4 separate regions of the Homo sapiens genome follow, and all the other regions are linked to region 2. Evidence: chromatin loops called from intact Hi-C (ENCODE). Cell type or tissue: A673. All regions are shown on one strand. Region 1 has its middle 56 kb from the start of CGGBP1. Region 2 overlaps POU1F1 (POU class 1 homeobox 1). Region 3 has its middle 230 kb from the start of POU1F1. Region 4 has its middle 30 kb from the start of C3orf38.

Region 1 (2,500 bases), 740 kb before region 2:
AAATATAACTCATTGCATATGGTACTCATGAGTTCTCTTTCCATGCTGACATCAATATCAAGATGTGATTACAACCAGGATGTGATCTGCTGTTGTGACTTCTGGCACTCCAGAGGGCCTCTGCAGGACAGCTAATGGGCGTGCACACACGTGCTCTCTCTCTGTCTGTCTCTCCAACTTTTACATTGTTTCTGGAATCTTTCAGAATTCCCAAGCCAAACCAGGCCATAGGATGCTCACTGGGGCTGCATCAGATCTTTCACTGCCCCTATATCCTATGTGGCTATATTTAAGAAATTGAACCTATATTCACCTAGAAAAGAAAATTATGTGGAAATATTCTGTGGAATAGAACATTTCAGTTGCTCAGGGTCCCATAAGTAAAGTAGGCTCAGAAACCGTTCACTTTTACAGTCCTTAATATATTCTGGGGGTTTCTATTATCCATACCTACACTTTGATACTTAATAGTTGGAGGAATTAAATGAGATATACAATCTTTTACAAGGCTTTTGAACTTGAAGGCTGATATTTGCACTTATTCCAGAAGAGTTTCCTTGAATGAGGGGTAGTCAATTAATGAAAAGGAATTTAAAGGAAAAAATGATACGATACCAATCAAGTAATGATTTACAATTTGACGTATATGTTCAACTACACCATTATTTAAGGATGAAAATCAAACCAACACATAACTTCTATCTTAAACATATTTCTCTTCTTTTTACTGCTAACCTTCTCAAAAGAGAAATACCTACTTCTGAATCATCCAACATGTAAAATTTCCCAGTTATATGGCATATATGAAATGGACATAGAAATACTTTGCAATTTCATGCAATTTCATGAACGGTCTTGTTTCAAGTTCACTAATGCACATCTGCATTAGAATACGGAAGTTTTTGTTTTTTCCAGAATTCCAATATTGTCTGTGAGTTTTAGATTCACCTGCAGAGGGCAGCAAATAGTAGTGCAAATCCCTGTTCTTTAAATGCTTAGGCCTCAAGTTTGGTGGTAGTAATTGATTATGCAATAAACATGAATGCTTGTTTACGTTACTTAAAATCAACACTGAAAGGTTGTTTTGATGTAAGAAAGATTTTTTGTGGCTACTTTAAAAAAAAGTAAATGCTGGGCCGACAGTGAGTAAGAAGTAGTTAAATTTATTTTTGGTAGCTCCTTATTCTTCTGGTACTTCTAGAGCTTTTTTTCTAGACAGCTACGACCTGCTTACTTAAATAAGTTTAAGGCAGAAACCATGAGAGATAAGTAAAGCACTGACATTGGTTTTTTGCTTTAGTGGTATTTGCTGAGCACAGAAGGTCTCAAGCATTAGTTGTTAAGGTTTCACGGATGGAAGACAAAGCCTATGACCCACTCAAGTTCAAGATTATATCAGGAGATTCCTTCTAAACAAAACTGGGACCCCAAAGTGTTATACTCCCAGTTTAAGAATGCATTAGAAATAAACTCTGACATTAATCTGGAACAGAACAAAAAATTTCCTATCTTGAAACTTGATTATTCAACCTTTATTCTCATGAGAGGTGGAAAGAATTTCTCCTGAAGAGTCACAACCACGATTTGGCTTCTATTCAAGTTTGTATCCAGAATTCACACCACCTGGTATTATGAAACACACACACTCAAGCAAAAAACCTGAAGCCAGTGATATAGTTTAAATTGATACAGACTGATAATGTGCACAAACACCTGACAGAAGCAAATGCTAATCCTCCCATGAAGAAATCCACTTTCATCTCAGGCCTCAAATAATTTCCACAGATAAATTCAAATGAAAATGAGAAAATTGAGGCCAGGCGCAGTGGCTCACGCCTGTAATCCCAGCACTTCGGGAGGCCGAGGTGGGTGGATCACCTGAGGTCAGGAGCTTGAGACCAGCCTGGCCAACATGGTAAAACCCCGTGTCTACTAAAAATACAAAAATTAGCTGGGCATGGTGGCGGATGCCTGTAATCCTAGCTGCTCAGGAGGCTGAGGCATGAGAATCGCTTGAACCAGGGAGGCGGAGGTTGCAGTGAGCCAAGATCGTGCCACTGCGCTCCAGCCTGGGCAACAGAGTGAGACTTTGTCAAAAAAAAAAAAGAAAGATCAAAGTAAAAAGAAAAAAGTCAATAAATATATAGGGAAACAAGACACTGTGAATGAGAGCAAGTATAAACAATATTAAGGCTCAAAAGTCTTCATATGTAGGAACTGTAAAACTGAAAAAATAAAAACAAGCTTGTTTAAAATGTTTCAAACAAATATATAGAATGGTGAGTAAAGAGTTAATAGATGTGTAAAACCCAACAGTTCTAGAAATGAAAAATATAATGAAAATGTAAAACTCAACAGACGATTTTACACAAAATTGTCTGTAATTGAAACCCAGAGTTATAAAGAAATAGAAAATACAAAAGATACATGAAGGAAAGAATAAGACGGTCTAATATTTATCCAGTTGGGATTATAGAAGAAGAGAGATAGAGATAGAACA
Region 2 (2,500 bases):
TTGCACACACCAGTCTTCCAAGAAAATAATATAAGCAATTGCTAGATATGCAACTTAATGAGCTAAAATTATCTACTCATACAAATGTCAGAGCCTGATAAAGAGTGAGGTTTGAGAGTATTTACAGCAAGCATTCCAACAAAAGTAAAGTGAGGATATTATTTGTAGAAAGTGTCTTTGCAAGGTTAATATTTATTTCTGCGTTGAGATTTTTCTCTAAGGTCTGTAATAGAAAAAGACTGCAAAAATTTAAGACAAAAATGTCTAGCATTTTTATTTTGCATTGTTTTATGAAGAAAATTTGAAATCCAAATCAGATCGTTTTTTATAAAAAGTCTACTTTGTGTTTGTAATTATCTCTCTTTTCCACATTATAGCTTTGTACAATGAAAAAGTGGGAGCAAATGAAAGGAAAAGAAAACGAAGAACAACTATAAGGTATTCTTTATATTAAAAGTTACTAGAGGACAAAACTGGTATTTTATAAATGGAATGAGCATTTGAGTGTAATGCAGGTGTAACATAACATATAAATGTAAGGTGAATTGGGAGGCCAAGGCGGGCCTGAGGTCAGGAGCTCGAGACCAGTCTGGCCAACATGGTGAAACTCTGTTTCTACTAAAAATACAAAATTTAGCCGGGCATGGTGGTGGGTGCCTATAATCCCAGCTACTCAGGAGACTGAGGCAGGAGAATGGCTTGAACCTGGGAGGCGGAGGTTGCAGTGATCCGAGCTTGCGCCACTGCACTCCAGCTTGGGCGACAGAGCGAGACACCGTCTCAAAATAAATAAATAAATAAATAAATAAATAAATAAATAAATAAATAAATAAATAAAAAAAAAATAATAATAATGTAATAACTTAATTTTGAGAAATGGAGAGCTAATAATTTTCAACATTTGATGGAAAATTATGTATTGTTTGATTCAAGAACACTTTTACTCCAAAATTTTGAATACAAACAGAAAGAAAACAATCATTTCTAAGAGACTGGCCATATCTTCTCCCCTTTTAGCTATAACTTATTGCTCTGACAATGTAGTATCCATGGTGTCTATAGTATTTAAAAATGTGACACTAGTAATCAGTGTTTCGGTCTCTTCAAGTTCAACATGACCTCTTGCATTTCAACCCAGAAAGATTGTTCATTGATCTTTTTGTAGTTTCTGTGAGACATGCTTAGCAAATACTAAAAGACAGGTTTTGTTTTGGTTGGTCAGTTGTTTACTAGAGATTTCCTTTATCGTAAACAGCCCTAAATGATTTTGGGGAGATATTTAGAAATGTCTAGGAAAATGTTCATTTTCTTCTCAAGAACTCAGTGCCCTCTGGTGGCACAAAGTGGGAAAAACATAGAAAGTCTGGGTCCCCTACTTAATGCTTTCCGTGACTCTCGTGTAACTCTACCTTACATAAGACAAAATATCTACATATTTAACACATTATACATTTGTCCTTGTTAAAGTGTCCTGCAAGTGTGTTCAGAGTTTTTAAGTTTCCTTTTCATGTTAATATTGAGGAAATTCAACCTACCTTAATTTTGAGCTGCCAAAAACTTCACTAAAAACAACAAAATTTCACCCCCTATGTCCACCCCCCGCCAGCATTGCTGCTAAAGATGCTCTGGAGAGACACTTTGGAGAACAGAATAAACCTTCTTCTCAAGAGATCATGAGGATGGCTGAAGAACTGAATCTGGAGAAAGAAGTAGTAAGAGTTTGGTTTTGCAACCGGAGGCAGAGAGAAAAACGGGTGAAAACAAGTCTGAATCAGAGTTTATTTTCTATTTCTAAGGAACATCTTGAGTGCAGATAAGATTTTTCTATTGTATAATAGCCTTTTTCTCCCGTTTCATTCCTTTCTCTTCCTCAACAAAAACAGAAATTACTTGGTTGACTTAAAATCATTTTATATCAATAGCTTTTACAGAAGCTTTACTTTTCCACTTTTTTTTAAAAAAAAGAAACCAACAATTTAAATTATATTGATGTTATTTACTTAAAATAATTATTCTCAGAAGCCACATTATCTATTTTAAGCCAAATATATTAACAGTAATAAAATGATCTCTCTGTCTCTCCCGCTCTCTTTCTCACACACACGCAGACATATGAGTATGGGTTTATAAGTTCCTTTTCCAAACATGTATATTAGCTTTTTAACATGTAAGTCAGTAATGACACATATGTAAAGCACATCACCAGAAATATCCAATTCAAAAATTAACCAATGTTCTGCTTTCTACCAACTCTACTAATTTGTCTGAACTAAAAGTTTTGAACTTAAGAGCTGGAGGTGTCTTATAGTTTTATTACTCCCTTTAGGAATAAACCTCAATCAGAATTGATACTTTGAAGCTAAAATTTAGGGCATAGCTGATAGAACTGTTTCAAAAGAGATGTGTAGAAACATTAATTTTTGATCTTTTTATTCTTCCTAAATATTAGCTTTTTGATGTGTAGCTGTAGAAAATAATGCTTTATGGATTCTTGAGCCTC
Region 3 (2,500 bases), 240 kb before region 2:
TATAACAATTTTCTTTTAATTATCTTCCTGAGGATACACCTCATTTCCTGATGACAATTGGAAAACATCCAAATGGCGACCAGCCATAATTATGATATGTTACTTAATCAGAAGCTTCAGTAGCTATTCACAGTCACTATGTTTATTAACTTCAGTTTCAAATCATGACATTATTCTAAACTTGTTCATAAAGTATTAAGACATACCATAGATATGTAAAATTTGATGAATTTATTTAAGGGTTTTGTAAAAAATTGTTTTGTAAAATTGTCTTTCATTGACTCCGGTTATGTGGAATAATTAATATATACATAAAATATACACACATAGATATAAGGAAGGAGTCAGGTATTTTTATTCTTATAAAATGTGTTATGGTAAACAAACATGTAATTGGTTCAAGAAGAAAGGCCTCCGCCAGACACTGAAGATTTCTGTGACAGAAAAGAAATACAAAAGGAATGATGGATAAGAAAAGTGATAGGACATTTAGAAAAAGAAAATAAGGGCTCATGCCTGTAATCCCAGCACTTTGGAACCAACCCAAATGTCCAACAATGATAGACTGGATTAAGAAAATGTGGCACATATACACCATGGAATACTATGCAGCCATAAAAAATGATGAGTTCATGTCCTTTGTAGGGACATGGATGAAATTGGAAATCATTCTCAGTAAACTATCGCAAGAACAAAAAACCAAACACCGCATATTCTCACTCACAGGTGGGAATTGAACAATGAGAACACACGGACACAGGAAGGGGAACATCACACTCTGGGGCCTGTCGTGGGGTGGGGGAAGGGGGAGGGATAGCATTGGGAGATATACCTAATGCTAGATGACGAGTTAGTGGGTGCAGCACACCAGCATGGCACATGTATACATATGTAAGTAACCTGCACATTGTGCACATGTACCCTAAAACTTAAAGTATAATAATAAAAAAAAATAATTTAAAAAAACATAAAAAAAAAAAAGAAAAGAAAATAAGGATTTCTCCTCTTTGAGAACCTGGAGATTCTGCATGTGATTGCGGGTTTTGCAAGAAGGGAAAGATGTGGGACGATTGCCCAGAAGCCAACAAAGCACTTTTCAAGTCTTAGAGCATCAAACCGTATTGTTTCTTAGGCTTGTGTATTAGCACACATGGCGTGGTCAAGGAGAAGCCTAGACAGAATTATAGTCACATCTCCGGGAGTCATAAGAAAGATTTTGTCATGCACAAGAGAAAAGGGACATTTTATTATCATTTTTTATACCAAACCCATTTATTGAGTAAGCACTTAATAAATGTGAGCGAGCAGTTCCTATCAATGGTGACGTCATTAAAAAGATTGCTGGATTAAGTGCAGCTATTGGATGCTTCCAGCAGGGGGAAGCAGACCTCTTTATAGTTAGAGTGACTGATTTCAAAGATGGCCCATTTGCAACTAACAATTACCAAGGAGTTGGTTTGTTGATATTCCAGAGTTGAGATCACCAAAACATGACGATACTAGTCTATCTGCTTAATCATCCTTCATCTGTAAACATTTATTCCTTCAAACTGCATTTTTTAAGTAAATCTGATGGAGGCAATAAATATTTTAGAATCACCACATGAAGATACACAAAGTATTTTATATATTATATACATTGGTAAATGGATTACTCTCCTTTAGTCCATAACACAACTTCAATTAATGATTTATATTCTGGACTGCATATTGAATATGGAGGCTAGAATCATAGACTACTAGGCAGGAATCTTCAAAAGTTGAGCATAGTTGCAGACAGGTTGGAAGTGCGAGCCATGCATTCACAACTTTGTATTCCTACTTAGCTATGACTATGCCCTTGATTTTTCTTTGTCCTGTCCAACTGCAAGGAAGAGAGCTAGCAAAGGTTTTCTAATAATATTTATTCAGAATTCTAAACTTATCAACATGCCAACTCAGACAATTGAAACTGCTCCTATGCACATGCCCTTGTCTTGCTCTGCTAGTCTGAGTTTCTCGCAAGGTAAACTGAGAACAGCCAGAATTTCTGGATTTCTTCCAGAAACTCAATCTCTTTGCTTCCAAGTCTGACACCCCAGCTTAAAGTTAGAATTATGAATAAATAAATATTAGTAGCACCTTTTGGAGTCATGATGAACTCATAACACAAAACTCAAACTCTCAAAATTAATTACTTTGTAGTTTCCCAGGTACCTTTCTGTGAACAATGCCTATCATACATCATTTATATATAGAAAATGTTTGTCATTATAATTGTTTTGCTTGCTAATTTGTTCTTTTTGGTTTATAAGGCTGAAAGTTTGGACTCTATTTGAAAAGCAAAAAAACAATGAACAATTTTTTAGGAATAGTGGATGTGCTATTGATACGGAATTTTAAGCTTTATGTGTGTGTATGTATGTGTAAGAGACACACACACACACAGAGAATGTGATATATATACATATATATGTATATATATAATCTTTTGATACCACAAAGTTCAGAGCAAAAATTT
Region 4 (2,500 bases), 920 kb before region 2:
TTGGTTTTGGGTGTAAGCATGATTTATACCCAAATTATGGTTATAAGTAGAGACAAAATTACAATATCATCCAAATTTAAATGCATTCCTAATTTACTTGTCCATTTTAATGTATGCAAATTTTAGATCAAAAGGAAAATAATCAGATAGTAATTTATTGTCAAGATTTACTTTTAGTAAGCAGAGCATCAGATGAAAACTTATTTCAATTTGTTTGTTTGTTTGTTTTGAGACACAGCTTCTGTTGCTCATCCTGGAGTAGAGTGGTATAATCACAGCTCATTGCAGCCTTGGCCTCTAGGCTCAAGTCATCCTCTCACCTCAGCTCTCCAGGTACCTGGGACTACAGTCAGGTGTTCCGGGCCTTGCTAATTTTTTTCTTTTTTCTTTTTTTTCCTTTTTTTTTTTTTTTTTTTTTTTTAAGAGATGGGATCTTGCTATGTTACCTAGGCTCGTCCTGAACTCCTGGGCTCGAGATATCCTCCCACCTTGACCTCCCAAAGCATAGTTTTTCTTTAATTTTGTTAGAATCAAATAATTTAAAAGATAGTTTAGCAACCACTTGACTTAACAAAACTTTTGTTGAACAATCATTATAGTGATTTCCTTTCTCTTTACAAACACTAATAATTGAAAATTCTCTTTGACTAGCATCCAGAGGTTTTTAATACCACAGGGCAATGCACTATAGTGAGACTCAGAAGGGATGAGAAGTAGGTGTTTATTTTGTAAAATGGAAGAACAGCAATTGTGAAAAAAAAAGAAAGGAAAGAAAGAAAGAAAGAAAAAAGAAAGAGAGAAGAGAAGAGAAGAGAAAAGAAAAGAAAAAAGAGAAAAGAAAAAAGAAATAAGGCTGGAAACATGGTATAGCACGTAAACCAAGTTCGTTGGGGAAAATGCAAAGGACATTGAGGATCAGAAAACTGATTGCCTTAACACTCTTTAGATCAGCCAAATTTTCCAGAAAGTCTCCAAGTACCCTCAGAAGCGTAAGTTTACCAGTTGGAATTGCATTACTACAAAGCCAATTCTAAGACATAGACATGAAACACTCTGAGAAAAGCCTTGGCCACAAGATGTCACCAAATTTCCACTTTCTACTTTAAGGTGCTATTATAAGCTTCCTTCCTTCAAAATGATCCGCAGCAGCATTTGGGTTTTGAACAAGAAGAGGACAGATAAAGTACTCTGATTCTTTCTTAATTTTAAAAGAAAAAAAAAATCAATGGGTAAGAAGGGAGGATGAAGAAAAATAAATTAGTTTTGCAGTATTATCACATGTTATCTGGGCCTTAACAAATTAGTTTCTAGTAAAATGTGATCCAATGAACACATTTAAATAAAATTAAAATTAAACAATTTAAAGTAGGTACTCTAAAGTGGAAAAAAATCTTGTGTTAATTTGCTTAGGAATCTATTTTGTTTTAAATAAAAAGTAAATAAAATGAAAAAATATTGTAAAAATGAAGATTTTATTAAAATCCTGAGAAAATTGATAACTTGTCAATAAAAATAAGCCTATCCCTCAGAGCAAATTTGTGTTAGAATAAAAGGCATCTGTTTATCCATATACATAGCTCTATGCAGCCCCTAAAACATTTTATTATTCAAGTTTACTTAGTGTTGAAAATGTTACCTATTGCTTAGTTATTCAAGACTGTTATATATTTATAGTATTTATTGTACTGTATGTATGTTGAGAAGTTAATTATTGATATGCTAAATTTGTTATAGTTGGGAGTTAACTTCATACAGATTAATATGGATTAAAAATCCAAATTTCTCAAAATTCTAGATTTTTAAAACATATAGACATTCAAATTACATGTCAAGTTGTGAGTATTAGCATATTCCTCAGTTTTCAGTGTGAATATTAGCATATTCCTCAGTTTTGAGATTATTGTTTCATAAATGTTTCAAACCACATTATTATGTATGTTAAGGGTATTTTAATTAATCATTCCAACTCTGGCATAAGTAGACAAACTACTTAGTAATGTCAAACCAAAATAATATTCTGGCAGTCTCTGTCAGTAAAATGTCATTTTATCTGAAACATGAACAAACTAATTTCTGTTGTTGTTTTTGATATTTTTCTTTGAACATTATAAAAATTTTCAAACATAAAGCAAAATTGAAAGAATTTTAAATGAGTACCTGTATATCTTCCACAAGGTCCTACTATTAACAGTTTAGTATACTTGCTTTATCATATCCATCCATCAATCCATCCCCCATCCATTAAATCTCTTTTATTTATGTAAGCACTTTAGAGTTCAATATTTGTGTGTGTTTATGTGAAATGTACATATACTACAATGTACAACTCTTAAGTGTATATTCACTGAGTTTTGACAAATACATACATCTGTACACAGTCAAACCCATATCACGATATAGAACGTGACCTTCCTGTAAGAAAGTTCTCATAACCTTCACAGTAAATTCCTACCCCAACAACTCTCCAGAGGCAACCAATGTTATTTTTTTTTCCACTGCA

What was found. Hi-C counts contacts between places; a loop is a spot of excess contacts. Peaks named below come from ENCODE experiments on the same cell type or tissue, not always from the same donor. Only the 100,000 strongest peaks of a DNase experiment are listed, where the experiment ranks them.
Region 1: it touches region 2 in a loop (9-fold over the local background); 18 of 110 quality-filtered maps call a loop at or near these places.
Region 3: it touches region 2 in a loop (6-fold over the local background); 11 of 110 quality-filtered maps call a loop at or near these places.
Region 4: it touches region 2 in a loop (2.7-fold over the local background); 4 of 110 quality-filtered maps call a loop at or near these places.

What each region holds. Positions count from the first base shown.
Region 1 is chr3:88,001,801-88,004,300 of GRCh38, reverse strand. No RefSeq gene overlaps it. Among named protein-coding and RNA genes, the nearest start is that of CGGBP1, 56 kb to the left of the region's middle. In A673, CTCF peaks have their summits at 753 and 956 (motif pointing right); DNase peaks (open chromatin) are centred at 80 and 960; H3K27ac peaks cover 1,854 bases.
Region 2 is chr3:87,259,211-87,261,710 of GRCh38, reverse strand. It overlaps POU1F1 (POU class 1 homeobox 1), which reads left to right. Exons shown (of 6, transcript NM_000306.4): 5 at 378-438; 6 at 1,607-2,307. The coding sequence ends at 1,817. Among named protein-coding and RNA genes, the nearest start is that of POU1F1, 16 kb to the left of the region's middle. In A673, a CTCF peak has its summit at 1,341 (motif pointing left); a DNase peak (open chromatin) is centred at 1,330; H3K27ac peaks cover 904 bases.
Region 3 is chr3:87,502,967-87,505,466 of GRCh38, reverse strand. No RefSeq gene overlaps it. Among named protein-coding and RNA genes, the nearest start is that of POU1F1, 230 kb to the right of the region's middle. In A673, a CTCF peak has its summit at 1,365 (motif pointing right); DNase peaks (open chromatin) are centred at 36 and 1,376; H3K27ac peaks cover 153 bases.
Region 4 is chr3:88,179,165-88,181,664 of GRCh38, reverse strand. No RefSeq gene overlaps it. Among named protein-coding and RNA genes, the nearest start is that of C3orf38, 30 kb to the right of the region's middle. In A673, a CTCF peak has its summit at 1,065 (motif pointing right); a DNase peak (open chromatin) is centred at 1,104.